Regions from separate parts of the Homo sapiens genome. Here region 2 is linked to region 1. The links are chromatin loops, found by intact Hi-C in ENCODE. Cell type or tissue: dorsolateral prefrontal cortex. All regions are shown on one strand.

Region 1 (8,000 bases):
ATTAGTTTTGGATATTTTCCAAAAACTAACATTTTTTGGGGGGAGAATATAGCCTGAAATTGTTTGGTACTTCTGGTAATTTTTTTTCCATCTTCTGTACATAAAATAATAATGGAAAGATGACAAACTTTCATCAGTGCCAGATAAAACTGGTAGAGGCAACTTTAATTTTCCATTTGCCTTGTAAGTTTTTCTTAATTTTTACAATATCTCATCTTGTACTTACCATGTCACTTTCCAATTCCATCATTTTCTGGTGTAGGGCAGCCTCAGCTCCTTCAATCTGCTGGATCCACTAAGGGGTTAACAAGACAAAAGTGTTTGACATGGCTGCTTGATATGGTGTATATCTGTGTGCCCCCATGAGGTGCTCCGTCTCCTCCCCTTATATCTCAGGAAGAAGACTGAGAACTGAAGCAAAAACAACACCTTTTTTTGCTTGTTTGTTTGTTTTGTTTTTGAAACGGAATCTCGCTCCGTTGCCCAGGCTGGAGTGCAGTGACGTTATCTCGGCTCCTGCAACCTCCGCCTCCTGCTTTCAAGCAATTCTCTGCCTCAGCCTCCCGAGTAGCTGGGATTACAGGCGCCTGCCACCACGCCTGGCTAATTTTTGTATTTTTAGTAGAGACGGGGTTTCACCATCTTGGCCAGGCTGGTCTTGAACTCTTGACCTCATGATCCACCTGCCTCAGCCTCCCAAAGTGCTGTGATTATAGGTGCGAGCCACCGTGCCTGACCCACATTTTTATCTCATAGTTCAGAAACAAGACTACAGTCTTCCTTGTATTCATTCATTCACCCATTCAGCAAATGCATTTATGGATGACTAGCAAGTGTCAGGTGCTGTACCAGGTCCTAGGGCTGCAGTGGTGAACCAGATCAACAAGACTCCTGCCCTTATTGGAGAACACCATAGGAGGCTTTCTTGTGAGTGATAATTGCACTGGGGTCCAAAGAATGGGTGAGAGATGACTGGGAAAAAATGAAGAGGAAGTTCCAAGTGGAAGGGACAACATGTCCAATAGCTCTATTGTTGGAGGAAGCAGGATGAGAGAAAGAAGGCCAGGTACACTGGAGAATTGGGACAACGGTAATTTTTCAGTATATAAAACTGATTACAGCAAAGTGGGGAAGAATTATTTTTGTGAAGTGGAGGTGTTCTAAATCACATAAAAACTTATCTTTCCCAGTACTCAGAATATATGATATTTATGTTAGCATTGATAAACACTCTGAATGCAGACTTTGAATAATGTGACCCTACCATATACAGGTTTTTATAGAACAAATTATTATAATGAATCTCTAGCAAGTTAAATGTCAGCTTATATTTTAGGGAAGCAATTGGGCATAATAATTAAGTGGGTTCTGAAGACAGACTACCTTGGCCGTAATTTCAATTCCAGCTTTTCATGGGTGGGTGGCATGGAAAGGTTACCTGATTTCTCTAAGTCTCAAGTTTCTTGTCTGTCAAATGGGATTAACAATAAGTAAAGATTAAGGAAGTAAAAAACATGAGGCAGTATCCATTGTGTATTGGATGTACTAGTGGTATCTCACTACAAGGTACTATTTATTTATTTATTTATTTATTATTATTTTTTGAGACAAAGTTTCACTCTGTCACCCAGGCTGGAGTGCAATGGCACGATCTTGGCTCACTGCAACCTCCGCCTCCAGGTTCAAGCGATTCTCCAGCCTCAGCCTCCCAAGTAGCTGGGATTATAGGTGCACGCCTCCATGCCTGGCTAAGTTTTTGTATTTTTAGTAGAGACGGGGTTTCACCGTGTTCCCCAGGCTGGTCTTGAACTCCTGAGCTCAGGCAATCCAGCCACCTCGACCTCCCAAAGTGCTAGGATTACAGGCGTGAGCCACTGCGCCCAGCCCCAGATAGTTCTTTCTAGGTTACCTGTGATAAATTATGCAGCACAGCGAGACTTTTATACACAACAGCCTTGATACTTACAAGGGGATACCATGTTCAACCACTCCTTGGCTGTGGGGAACATGGTGAAAGAAAAGAGGCATGCCGAGACTGGAGAGGTGCTAAGTTCTTTGCACATACACATGGTTTCCCCTTGAAACAAATTTCTGTCAATCATGGGTTTTGTGTAAATAGACTCATATTGCAATTGTACCCATCCAAAACCTAAAATCCTTCATCTTGCTTGCTGTCCATTTGTTATCAAGAAACATATTTTTTAAAATCATGTTTTTAAGAGTACTGTGAACTAAAGTCATTATATCATGAGCATTAGATATAGATTTGTGTGTTGGTTGCTGTTCCTTCCTACTTGTGTAATCCAGGACAAGTTACTGAATATCCCAAGCCTCAGTTTCCTCATGTATAAAATAAAAACAATGGTACCCCAATGTACATTATTTGGGCGGTGGATACACTAACAGCCAAGACTTCACCACTACACCATGTATCCATGTAATAAAAGTATACCTGTACTCCGTAAATTTATACAAATTAAAAAATAGTGACAGCTGTAGAATGGTTGTAAGGAACAGTACATAAGTACATAATGTACTTATGGCATTGAGTGCAGTATCCAGCCCCTAATATGTTCTCACTCAAGGTCACTGCCATTATTTTTAATACAAAGTGACAACTGGGTTTGCTTGTTGGAATTTTGTCTAGGCTCAAATTCTGGCTAAAGATCATACTCCCATATAACAGAGTGCTATTCAAATTGGTAGTCTCAAGACATTCATTGTTGTTGTTTAGAATTACTTGGATGTAGAAACTTTTATCTGTGAATCCCACAGACAAGAGATAAATTTAATCTGTGCTTTGCAAAAGTCTGCACAAAAGGCAGCTGAACAGACCATGAGCACTTTAGGGAAGGCTTGTGTCTTGTTCATCTGGTTCCTAGCTTTCTACCACAGTGCTAAGCACAGAGTCATCACCCTGTATTTGTTCAACTGGTCCCTATACCTTTCTTGCAAAAAAAGTAAGCAGAGGCATGGGCTAATTTGCCTCAGCTCCGACAGCCCAGCTCCCATGGGGTCTGCAAAGCCTATTTCCCACAGGAGGAGGAGTTTGGTGCAAGACGTAAGATCATGGGCTTTAGAACCAGACTCCTTGGGTGTGAATCCTGACTCCATCAACTTCAGGCTGTGTGACCTTAGGCAGTTATCTACCTTTTTTGTGCTTCAGATTCCTTGTGTGAAATAAAGGTCACACTAGTACCTAGTCTCCAGCAGTTAGAAAGTGCCTATCTCAAAAGGAGCACTGCGCAAGTCTTGGTTCTGATAAGCACAGTTGTTGGTTCTGATAAGTACAGTTGTACTGCACCCACACAGGGCAGGGAGCAGAAGATATTTCTCCCATCAGTCTCAGTAAATGTGAGACACACAAGGCTGTATTTCCTTTCTTTCACCTCCTCAATCCTCATCTTCCATAGAATCAGCCCATGTTTTGTTTGTAGCCCTAAACCCAGGCGATTTTTTCTTGCAGTAAAGAATTGCAGCCCTTCATGATTCCAGCTGAATAAGGCTCTCTTGCTATCATTGCCAGATGATAGCAGCACTGGAGGCACAGACTGTGTTTTTTTCATCTTTGTGTTGTCACTGAAATGGTGTCTTATGAGCATTCACAAATTCACACCTTTGCTCCTTCAGTTAACATTTATTCATGACTTACTACATGTGCTGGACTAGTGTGAAAAGCTAGGGCAAAAAACAGGGGGTGGGGAGTGGAGAGACACAACTATTTGTCCTCATGGGCCTTAGAGTCTAGTGGTAGTTAGATGGGGCCATATGACAAATGCAAATGGACAGTGTAATGCAATTGTCAAAAGCCATGGGAGCAGTAGCACAGGCCACTGTGGGAACATAGAGCAGGAACACCTAAGGGGGCTTGGATGAACAGGCAGGCCTCCTCATTATGGGGAAGTCTGATGCTCAAGATTTAGCCAGGCAGAGGTAGAAAGGCAAGATGGGACTATCTTCCAGGTAAAAAGATCAGTGTAAAGGACCAAGAGTGGAGAATGGAGAGAGAAAGAGAGAGAGAATGGAGGGAGAGAAGGGAGAGGAGACACTAGAGAAATAGGTAGATAAGACTCAAATCCCAGAGGGTCTGTATGCCAAATTCTAAATTTGGACCTTCTGTTAGAGATAATGAGGCATTTGCTGGGGAGGGATCAGAGAAAGTGATTAGGTCTGTAATTAAACTGTGTAGGAAGTAAGTTTTTTTAAAAGAAAAAATTCCAGCTTTCATTTTATTTCACATGTAAATACTTCAATGTGTATCTCTAACAGATAAAGCCTTTCTGTAAAAAAAAAAAAAAAAAAAAAAAAAACCCACAAGGTTATTGGTACACTTTACAAAATTAACATTAATTACTTTTGTCATCTGATACCCAGTCCACATTAAATTTCTCCAGTTGTCAACAAAATGTCCTTTTTAAAAAACACCTGGTTAAGTGTCTTTTTATTTCATAGCTATAGTTCTTTGTTCTCCCTGTTTTTTATTTCATTCTTTTGTTTGAGTAACTTAACTGTTATTTGGCCCGTAGAATTCCCTCATTTCAGATTGGAGAGAGCTGATTGCTTGCTCTCATTTTATCCAACCATGTGCACATGACTCTCAAGTATTTACTGGTACTTTTTTTTTTTTTTTAAAGGAGATGGAGTCTCACTATGTTGCCTAGGCTGAAGTACAGTGGTTACTCACAGGCATGATCATAGTACACTATAGCCCCAAATTCTTGGGCTCAAGTGAGCCTCCTCCCTCAGCCTCCAAAGTAGCTAGGACTATAGGTACATACCATCCAGCCAGGCTTTATGCATTGATTCATGAGGTACTCTGAATACACCAATTTATCTGGCCATTTACCAGGTTTAGACACAAGGTGGAGCCAGAGCTCAGTCAGTGTTGATTTTCTCCTGACAGTCTCTATGTCGGACTTTCTGAATGAGAAGGCAATGAGCCCCTACTAAGCCACAGGATCAGTTGGGAGCAATGGTAGGTACACACCCCAGGATAAGTCTATGATAAGAGCAATGCTCCAGTTTATCATCGCCCCGCAGAATTCTTCTTTGTGGTTTCCCAGCTTGGTAGGGATTGTGTAAATAATGTAATCTAGAAGGTTTTCTGTTTTTAAAAAATTATATATATTTTTAAGGAACTTCAAAGCAAAAATTAGCCACCCATCCCAAATCAGTGTATAGACTTTTCGTTTGGGTGTTCTCATTCTATCTGGGTTGTACTACCCTTAAAAATAAAATGTGTATTAGGTATTCACACACAGTCATGTGCAGAGGGAATGTCCTTCACACCCTAGTCTGCTCGTTCAGTATTAAGCCAGACACCGAGATGATTTGAAATGTTTGTACGGCTCATTACCTTCTCTGCCAGGGACAGCACAGTGCTGGCCTGAATTATGGCCACTTGTTCTTCATTTCTTAAATTCTGTAAAAAATAAGAAAGGCCGTCAGCTGAACATACTGACATTATTTACCCCAAAGAAAATACTGTCTGACTGACTGCTACAGAGCATTCTGTATAAGCCTGTATAGAAACTTAACAAATTCCTATTCTGTTTAGTAATAATTCTGAACAAAGAGTTAATCAAAACCCGGAAGAAGTATATTAAACGTGATTTTTTAAATATCTCCTTAACACCGATTTGATTTTGTGTCACTGGAGGCATACTTTATTAATAGTCATGTTATGAGAAAAACAGAAACCAAAATGGAATAAAAAACAGTCTCTTCATAGAAGTTTTGATGTAATTTTACTAATTCTGTTCTCTCCTTTGATAATTTTTCAAGGGAAAAACGGTGATTCTTTCAACCTACAAGCACCAATCACATAGTATCACAATAAATGGTCCTCCCACTGAATTAATGTGCCTTGACCCTGTCTGGAAGATGTTTTCGGAAAGAAAATGCATTATAGCCTCCTGGTCCATTTTTATGGCACTGCCAACAACCCTAGTATTTAGCAGCCTTTGCAAATGCGTGACTGATTAATTTCACACTGGATGCCTTTGAGCTAGAGTCAGACAATAATTAGCTTTACTTATTGGAGATGTGGTCGACATTCAAACCTGAAACCTGCCCGCAAAAAGCACTTTACCAGGTCTCATTTCTGCTACTACCTTCCAGAGATCCTTACAACCCCTTAGCCAAGTTGTTTGATAAATTGTATATTCTTCCCAAGGAGCAACATCCTTAAGTGAAATGGCATCTCACTTGCTCTTACTTTACACATGATGCATTGTTAAGTATCTCTTGCCTCTGTTTAGGCAAATTCATATCTATACTAAATCAATTCTTTACTTACCCCATTATCACCCAAGATATCAAGCTGCTTTATGAGATCAGGGATGTTCACATCCTGCAAAATCAAGCAGAAACTCATGTCAAAGACAAATGTGGCCTCCTATTCCATCAGTGCCTGAACATGAAGTTAGAGGAAGACATTTTAGGGCCTGAACTTCCTTGGGATGTTTTCAATCTGGCACACCTAGTTTTAAGTTTCAATTTTGCTTCTTACATGCTGTGTGAACTTGGGTCAGGTACTTAACAGATCATTCTTAATTTTGCTAGTTGCAAAATGGAGATAATAAATTCCTACTTCATAGGCTGAGCTGATCTTCAGGATAAACAGACTGTGTATGAAAGAGTCTAGCATGTAGTAAAAGACTTGGAATATTCTCATTAACTTTCTTCTCATGACTGCCAAATCTTTTTTTTTTCAATTGTGATAGGCTTTCAGGTATAAAAAAGTAATAGGTAATAAATATAAAGAATCAACCAATTTTATTCTAATTAGCAAAATTCTGACCTGATTGAATTTTGACTGCCATGTAGAAAACTATAGTGCAGTACCATTTTTTTAAAGGTGGTTAGCATTAATTTCATCTATCTTATTTTTACCCTGTTCCTTGAGTCAGTTTGAAGCAGCTGAACTCCATTCGAAAGAGTTCATTGGATTAGGTTGTTTGTGATTTATCTGAGAAAAAATGCATCGAAGGAAAAGGCAAAGTAAATTCTTTTCATTTAATTACAGTGAAATCCAAAAATTGCTTTGGTTGACAAATTACCATGCCACCCAGGAAGGCCAGAAGTTTAAACACCAGGACAATGGTTTAAGATGGAAGGCAAGGAAACACAATATTACCACCAAAGTTTTCTCCACTTTTTACCGTATTAGTACTATGTTCTCCTCTTTCTCATGTTCAAACAGCAGTATAGTAGAGCCCTACCACCAGGAAAGGGAAAGTCTAGCTCAATCTCATAAGTACAGAGAAGGCAACTGAAGCAAGTATATTTGGCAGCTCAGAGTGGGAGCAGGAAGGGCCATGCAGAAGGTAAGGAGAGACCAGGAATAGCAGGCAGCATCCCAGCTTTACCCCAGGAACAGATATTCACAATGTGATTTCACTGAAGGACAATATATTTCCCCGGGGGAAGAGCTACCTCAATTCAACTCTAATACTTAAAATATATCCAGTAGCACTAAAAAGATAATTATATTCTATTTAATATGCAACCTGTTATAAACCCTAAGCCCTTCCAAAAGAGGAATCCTCCCTAAATTAAACACATCAAAAGAGATGTTGGACTAGATGACTTCAAACCTTTTCTAACTCTGCAATTCCATAATTATGAATTCCATAGCACCTAGAATGGCTCAACAAAGGGACTCAAACTTTTCTATCTGGCAGACTTGAAATATATTTCTTGAAGTATTAAATCGAATTCACATTTCTCCCAGGTAATTAAGGCTAATTTTGATGCAGCGTCTTTCTTCATATGACTCTGTTCTAAATAATCATGGATGCCTCTGTTTCTTCTGTTATCATTTGTATATCTGTCACACATTAAAAAACATTCTGTTAATTTTCTAGTAGAAGTGACTATTTTCAATTCCTACATAGTTTGTATCAAAATGATGACATCCAGTGACTGAAAGACAAAATAGTCGTAAGTAACCTCCCCTTTTCCAATTCCCAGTTTTTCTAATTTCTACAAACATAAAA
Region 2 (8,000 bases), 62 kb after region 1:
CCATTATCATTTTCTTCATCATTCCACATCTTCTCTTTAGAGAGCACTTAGTGTGTGCTGACCACTGTACAATGCAGCAATTTTTGTGCATCCTTCCATTTCATACTTAAAACAAGATTATGAGATACATGGAGTTATTATTTCCCTATAACTTGAGTTAATAGGAGGTCAATCCCTTACGCAAAGTCACAGTGCTAGCAAAAGACATAATTAGAATGTGTTTGAGCCTGAAGCTTCTTAGTGCTTCTCTCAAGCTAGTATGTAATGCAGAAAAAGTCTGTATAATGTGCTCATTACTAGGCAATAGTCAAAGAGAGAAGGAAAGGTTGAAGATGATACCCAACTCTCAGTAAGGGACATTGGAAGAATGTAGGTAACATCAATGAACTCAGTAAGATCAAAGAAGTCACCCATGTGTTTCAAAATAAGAAAAGCTAATATTTTCAGGGGGCTTAGTATAAGCTAGGCACTACAGTAAATGATCTATATTAACTATTATATTAAGGAAAAAGAAGCTCAAAGAAGAAATATAGATTGTGCAAAATTGTAGGTGGTAAATAGCAAAGGCAGTGCATAATAACATGGCTAGCCTTACTCCGGAGCCTATAAGCCCAACTGTACCAGAAATACTGTACTAGAAATACTTCAGTTTGTTTTTACAGAAATCATATTTGAGGGAAAGCAGTACCATCTTCTTACTATTTATTGATTTACCTACTTAAAAAATTTATTCCACAACTTATTTGAAAGCAATTTCTAAGCACTTTATAGAAATAAACTTCAACATAATGTGATGTAAGGCATTTAAAATGAAGTAGATAGCATATATGTTTATATATATAAAGATAGGTGTTCAAATAGCAGTAATTTTTTTTGAATGGCAGATGATCAGAGATCTTAATTTAAAATAATTGAGGCTTTTCTTTTCCTTAAGGTTTCTATAATTGTATAGCTTCTATAATCAGAATAAAATAATGTTTCTGGCATAGCGCAGGGTGGCGGATATGGTGGGAAGCAAAACACAGAATTCAGTGAGGACAAGTGGAGCAAAGGGAAAATAAGGTAGACAACCAGCTGAAGCTAGGAGTGAGGCTGGAACACAATGGCCATGCTTTTGGCATAACATCATGAAAAGCTGGAATTAATGCAAACATAGGGACCTTGTTCCTAATCTGAAATGCTTTGGGCTCTAAAGTGCCTCTCCTCTTCATTGAACAGAGAACCAGCCATTAGTCACAGCGAGTCACAGCACAATTGTCCACGCTGCAAAACCTGACTTAATTGGAATCAACAAGGCCAGAACAAACTTCTGAATGTATGCCAGTCTCTTTTCATGAAGGGACTGTGCAGTCAGTTAGATTGGAACTTGAATAAATCGTTTTTTTGGAAATCAGTGTTGGTGGGGGGGCACTGTTTTCCATCAAATCTACCTTTCTTGGGGAAGCCAGCCTCTCTCACGCATATCTTACCAAACTCACGGGTACAAATCACTCAAGGAAATAAATTGGATACCCTATAATGTTCACTTTTTTCCCTTCAATGTCTCTATCACATATTTGCTCTATAGAAGCAGGGATTTCCCTGGGCCTGTTCACCACTGTATCCGCAGTGCTTAGCACAGTGCCTCATAGTAGAAACTCTAAAATGTTTGCTGAAGGGGTACCTGAATGGAGCCAAAATGAACTTATCATTGGCAAGAGTAAAGAATTCCTTAAACCCGCAAAATTTTAATGTTGTTCTTCCAAAGCACAGATGACTACAGCATGAAGTGTCACTTACCATTGAGTAAACCTAATGATGTTTTATCCACATTAAACTCTGTAGTATATTAATTGTATTTATATACTTAAAAATTGAGCAATATATTTCCAAATGTAAGAAATTTATATTTGAGAAACACATTTTCCTCCCAGCATTTTCTTTATTACCTGGCACATGAAACTAGGAATTATAATTTCTCATTTTAAGTTTTAAGCTATTTCTATAGACAACTTATTAGGAAAAACAAATCTCCAGGGCTCATAATTTTTTCTTATATATCTTAAAATCTCAGAAGATTCTGGGAGCCATTGTTTTCTTTTTGTATAGTAAGCAATCTTTGATATTCCAAAGCCCTGGAGTCCTGGCCTATAATATTCTAGATCATCATAGCACTTGTAAAGATAATTACTGTTCTTCATCCACTTACTCACCTCCTACTGTGACAGATGAATACTACTACTACTACTGCTAATCATCATCATAATTGTCATTATTGACCATTTACTACTGCTGGTCACTGTGCAAATCTATTTACATGCATTATCTTTTTAATGCTCTGAGGTGAGTGTTAAAAGTCATCTTCCAGCCTTGAACGTATGATTTATGAATCCTCTCTACAACTCTTCCCCACTGGGAGAGACCAACATGTAAATAATGAACTGCAGGCCTGAAGATGTAATGAGTGCTGAAACAGAGAAGCAAACGAGGCACTACTGGTACTCAGAGGAGGAGCTCCAACTCCCTGGGAAAGACAGAGAGTGTGTCTAACAGAAGGGATGGCTAAACTGAGTCTTGAAAGATGAGAGAGGATTTGCCCTGTGGTCCTGGCAATAAAGAAGAATTGAGTAAATATTATGTAAGAAAATTTGGTAAGAATTATGGATGTATCAAGACTATTGATTAGCTTGGAGTTGCAGGTAACATGCAGAAGGAGGAGAGAATTTAGAAAGGGCTCATTTTTATATCTGATATTAAAACTGGTCTATTCTTACCCTTCACACGACAGGTAAAACATTTAATTTGGGAGAAGACAATTCTATTTTCTCAACTGCAGAATGGAAATAAGCTATTTAATAATAACTCTATTGCAATCTTTCTACATGCCAAGCACAGTATTTACCACTGTACATGTATTAACTCATTAAAACAAATTCATGAAGTAGGTATCATTTTGCAGTTACATAAAACACAAAATGAAGACTTTTAAATTTGCCCAATGTCATGCAACTTGTATGCGTAGGACCCATTCATTGACTCAGTTAATGTTTTTTGAGAGCCTTTGATGTGTCTGACAAAATTTAAAATCACTTCAGCCTGATTCCAAAACATTTGTTTTAACCGCTGCATGGTCCTTGTCTTTCTCTTAGGACCAGAAACACAACACTCTTTTTCATATCTATTATTGCCTTTAGAACTCTCAGATGACTTACAAAGAAGTCCTGTTCTATAGAAGTCAAAGTGTAAGGCCACTAAACACATTTGCTGTCCAGAGCATTATGAAGATTTAACACAAGGCTATGTATCATTCATTGTCATAATGTTCTGAGCACTGATTGAATTAATCGCTTAGGGCTTTTCACTTAGAAATCCCATTTTTTAGGGTGGTTATAAACTAGCAGTTAATATTTTTCCTATGTGAAATAGGGTTCAGGCAAGGGAGTGCTTTAATCCTGCAAAACCGTATGCACAACATAGCTATTGCATTGTAAAATGATCACATGAGATAGATAATTAAATAAAAGGGGATTTGGTGCCTAGATCTAGGGTTGTGGTTGAAAAACTTCTTATGATGTTGCACTGGTTGCTTCATAGAGTCTGATTAAATGCAACTAATAATAATAAATAATAGTCATTAATATTTCCCTTTTAATCATTCACATAACAGAGACTTAGTGAAGATAAATAATTGACCTTCTGCTCAGTGTTGGTAAGCAATGGAGATAGGATTTAATCTAAGCTGTTAGACTCTAGGGCCCATTCTCTCAACCGCATCACTATAGTCCCACCCTTAAAGGATGGTGGCAAAAGATACATGGAATAAGGCCGGTAAAGCGTTTCACATGGTATGTGTCAAATAAGTGCTCTGTTCTAAAATCAGCTTCTTCAACAAATATGTATTGAATGCTGCATAGCTGCCAAGCACTGTACTTGGTATGGAAGATACAGCAGTGAATAAATAAAACAGACATACATCGTTGGCTCATGGAGCTGCTATGTTAGTTGGAGACCCACATAATAAGCATGCTAAGTAAATATACTGTGCTAGATTATAATAATAATGTGTTATGGGAAAAAATAATACAGAACAGAGGTCGACAGGAAGGATCCAGGTGGTGTTGTGATTTTAGATCTGAGAAAGCCTAAGTAGTTGCTATTTGATTAAAGGCTGATGCCTGGGGGGGAAAGCGTGCCAGGGTAGTGAGGAAATAGTACAAGAGCTCCACAGTGAGCACAGACGTCCAAGTTCCAGGAACTTCAGGGAGCCGGGGAGGCTGGAGGAATGAGTGAGCTAGGACAGCAGCCAAAGAGAGGGCAGACAGTAATGGGAGGGCAGTGTGTGCAGACCATGCTGTGCTTTTTAGGCCATTTTGCATTGATTTAAGCTTTTACTCAGAGTGGGTAGGAAGCCACAGGAGGAGTTGAGAGGGGCAGTGCCCTGATCTGACTTAGCTTTTAACATTTTACTCTGACTGCTCTAGTAAAAGGAGAAGACTGAGCATAAGGGTGGAATTAAGCGGACTGGTTTGGAGGTCACTGCAAAAATCCAGCTTGGAGATGGTAGCGGCTTAGAGAGTGGAAGCAAGGGAGGTGGTGATAGGACTAGATGCAAGCTGATGGTAATCCTTTTTGGGTGGATGTTTCATCAGAATCATGGGATCAGTAAGTTGAGCTGAGATGCAGAGCCACGTTGATCTGATGATGTATTAAACAGTACACGTTACTGTTTGTTCCTAAAATGTATAAAGCTCTCACTCTAAGCAGGGCATTGTGCCAGGCACTGCAGCTAAAACACTCTGAGGGTGTCCATGCCCTCAGAGAGCTGTCCTCCTATTAAGAGGATAATAGTTACACCATAACTATATGTGGCTGCAGAATATGGCTATAGCACATTTGTTCAATGAATATTCACTGCATACACAGTTTTAGGGGCTGGAGATAGAGCTGAGGATAGAATAAACAAACATCCTTGCTTTCCTGGAGTTTATACTCTAGCAGAGTGAAACAAAAATCAGCAAGATAACTATGTAAGTTACATAGTATGTTAAAAGGTAATAATGAGAGACTTCATGACGATCTAGCCCACACCTGTGCAACACTGTCATAGTGAAAAATTAGAAACAATGCACTGTCCATGTAAAGGGGAACAGCTTGGGCTGGACACAGTGGCTCACACCAGTAATCCCAGCATTTTTGGAGGCTGAGGCGAGGGGATCGCTTGAGACCACAGGTTTGAGACCAGCCTAGGCAACATTGTGAAACCCTGTTTCCACAAACAAACAAACAAACAAAAATTGTTAGGCATGGTGTTTGGGAGGCTAAGGTGGTAGAATCACTTGAGCCCAGAAGGTTGAGGGTGCAGTGAGCTATTATGGCACCACTGCACTCCAGCCTGGGTGACAGATTGAGACCCTGTCCCTAAAAAAAGCTTAAAAAACAAAAATAAAAAAGGGACCAGCATAATAAAGTGGTATGTCCAGTCTATAAATTACTATGCAATAGTTTAAAAACACATAGGAAGATCTACATGAACCAATGAGGCTAGTTGCACCTCAAAACATTTAAAGAGCAAGATGACGAATGAAGTCCAAAGTATAATGTCATTCATGTAAAAAACTAAAGAGATTATATATATATATATATATATATATATATATATATATATATATATGCACATATGCACACACATCTATGTGGACCTATAGGTACATACATGCATAAAAACATTTTGGAAAGATATATGAGGTAACAGGGTCCATCTCACTGAGGGATCAAAAAGTCTTCCTGGATGCCTCACATGGTTCATTGCAAACCCTCTGGGGAATGTGTCTCAGGTGAGTGTGTAGCTCCTTCTCCAGTGCTTCGTGGCTATTGCATGACGCATACTGTGTGGCCCTCTGCTGGATAAACCTAACCTTGACCACAACTCTGACAAATTATATACCTGGATCTGTTGCTGGAAATGCTGAGACCCTTTGGGTACACAGGATGGGTCCTGGGAGAAAATGGGATTTCTCCTCTCTCCCTTGTCTCCAACACCTTCCTGGGGGTAGGTGCCTGAAGCTCTATTCTGGTCTCCTTTTCCTCATGGGTTATCTCACCCACTCATTCAGCCTTCTCAAGATTGGTTAATGTGACGGACTACTCCAGTCAAAGTGCTAGCAGATAGGGAGGTTGGTATTTTAAAACTCTCTCATCCCCCAGATACATGAGTTTTATTTTAAAAGTGGGATAGGAGACACAAGCATTGCATAAGATTGTATATGAGAAAACACTGTTACCCATAAACCACTGTAAACATATTCCATTATTAAAATGATTAATATTTGTTCTCCCACCCTCTCCATTGTGCACAGATGAAATGTTATTGTTACTATTAACCTTCTCACCTCCTCCACGGTACACAGACTGGGGAATGCTATTAATAGTTTCCCCCCATCCCCCACCCAGCTCCTTCTGTTACTGTGAAGTAATTTGGATGAACTATGCTAGGCTTAAAAGGCCAAGGATTTTTCATCTTCCCTATTCCAAGTAGCATTCTTTCTCCTTATTGTTGAAATTTACAAAGTACTTGAATACGATGCAGACGCTATACTCACCTCACCTTTTATATGAAAAAACTGGGGCTCAGAATCATGCACTTACCCAAGGCTGCACAAAGCTGGGATTTAACCCAAGCCTTCTCCCGAACCTTGTGTTCATATAGCACAACCCAAGCTTTGGCCCTGAAGGATTCTTTACCACATAGACTTTCTCTCCTAAAGTCTAGCCCAGAAGAGAGGAGTGTTTGCTTCTCTTTTGACTCAAGGGCACATGAGGGTGCTGGCTGGTCAGTGGAGGTAGACCTGGAGCAAAGGCGATGTGATGTCCACGCCTCATGGGAGGGGAGTCTGTGCATGGGAGCGGTTAAGCAGCGCCGTGGGTGACTCCTTGAGACTTTTTGCTCCTGTGTTTCCCTGTGCATGTGTTTGTCTCTGTGTCCTTCTCTCAAGTCTTTAAACAGGATGGTCCTTCCTGTTTCGGAGACTTTACCTGTCCCATTCCCTTTGCAAAGTCCTGTCTTCCATAGATTCTAATCATCTCAGCTCCAGTGTCATTGACTCAAGGAAGCTGTTGTTGGTTGAGTCACGTCCCTCAAAAGATATGTTTAAGTCCTAACTCCCAGTACCAAGGAATGTCACCTTACTTGGAAATAGAGTCTCTGCAAATGTAATCAAGATGACTGATGTCCTTTTAAAAAGGAAAATTTAGACACAAACATACAGATATATCCAGGGGAGAATGTCATGTAAAAATGAAGGCAGAGATTGGGGCATTGTGTCTACAAATCAAAAAACATCAAGGAATGCCAGTGACTACCAGAAGCTAGAAGAGAGGACGGAATAGTCTTCTTAGAGCTCCGGAAAGAACCAAGCTTGCTGACACCCAGTTTCAGACTTCTGGCCTCCAGAACTGTGAGAGGATACATTTCTGTTGTTTTAAGCCACCAGTTTGTGGTAATTTGTTACAGCAGCTCTAGAAAATAAATACAGATCTTCCTGAGATTTTCAGATCAGGCCAGGTTCTTCTAGTGCATGTTTTCACAATATCAGCTATTTTTCTAAATAACATGTATCACAGCTTGTGGTTATAAATTTGATTTTTTAAATCAATATTTATCTCTCCCACTAAAATGAAAGACTTGTGAAAGTAGGGAGGGTGTTTGCTCATATGACTAATATAAAAACAGTATGATAAACATTTTTTAAATGAAAGAGAGTAAATGAATGAATGGATTGATGAATGACAAGAAGAGAGTGCAGCACTTGTAATTTTGACCTGGGGACATGCGGAAACGGTCCATTTGAAAGCATAATAAAGCTCGCTCTCTCTTTCTCCATCTAGATTTGAACGATGGTCTTTTTAAAAGTCTATGGGTAATAATAAGATTGACAAAGCAGTTCCTAATATCAGGGAAAACTGTCAACACTAACACTGATGATAATTACTGTAAAACTGTGAAAAATGAGAACAAATCATTT

What was found. A loop is a pair of places that touch in the nucleus more often than their neighbours do. Peaks named below come from ENCODE experiments on the same cell type or tissue, not always from the same donor. Only the 100,000 strongest peaks of a DNase experiment are listed, where the experiment ranks them.
Region 2: it touches region 1 in a loop (3-fold over the local background); 15 of 110 quality-filtered maps call a loop at or near these places.

The regions. Positions count from the first base shown.
Region 1 is chr5:147,623,395-147,631,394 of GRCh38, forward strand. It overlaps JAKMIP2 (janus kinase and microtubule interacting protein 2), which reads right to left. Exons shown (of 22, transcript NM_001270941.2): 15 at 6,299-6,352; 16 at 5,357-5,422; 17 at 227-295. All of the region lies in intron 3 of JAKMIP2-AS1 (JAKMIP2 antisense RNA 1), which reads left to right. Among named protein-coding and RNA genes, the nearest start is that of JAKMIP2-AS1, 67 kb to the left of the region's middle. In dorsolateral prefrontal cortex, CTCF peaks have their summits at 4,865 (motif pointing right) and 5,072; a DNase peak (open chromatin) is centred at 4,867; H3K27ac peaks cover 418 bases.
Region 2 is chr5:147,684,935-147,692,934 of GRCh38, forward strand. The region is part of intron 1 of JAKMIP2 (janus kinase and microtubule interacting protein 2); the gene reads right to left. Among named protein-coding and RNA genes, the nearest start is that of JAKMIP2, 94 kb to the right of the region's middle. In dorsolateral prefrontal cortex, no CTCF peak of the experiment used is centred here; a DNase peak (open chromatin) is centred at 4,237; H3K27ac peaks cover 1,200 bases.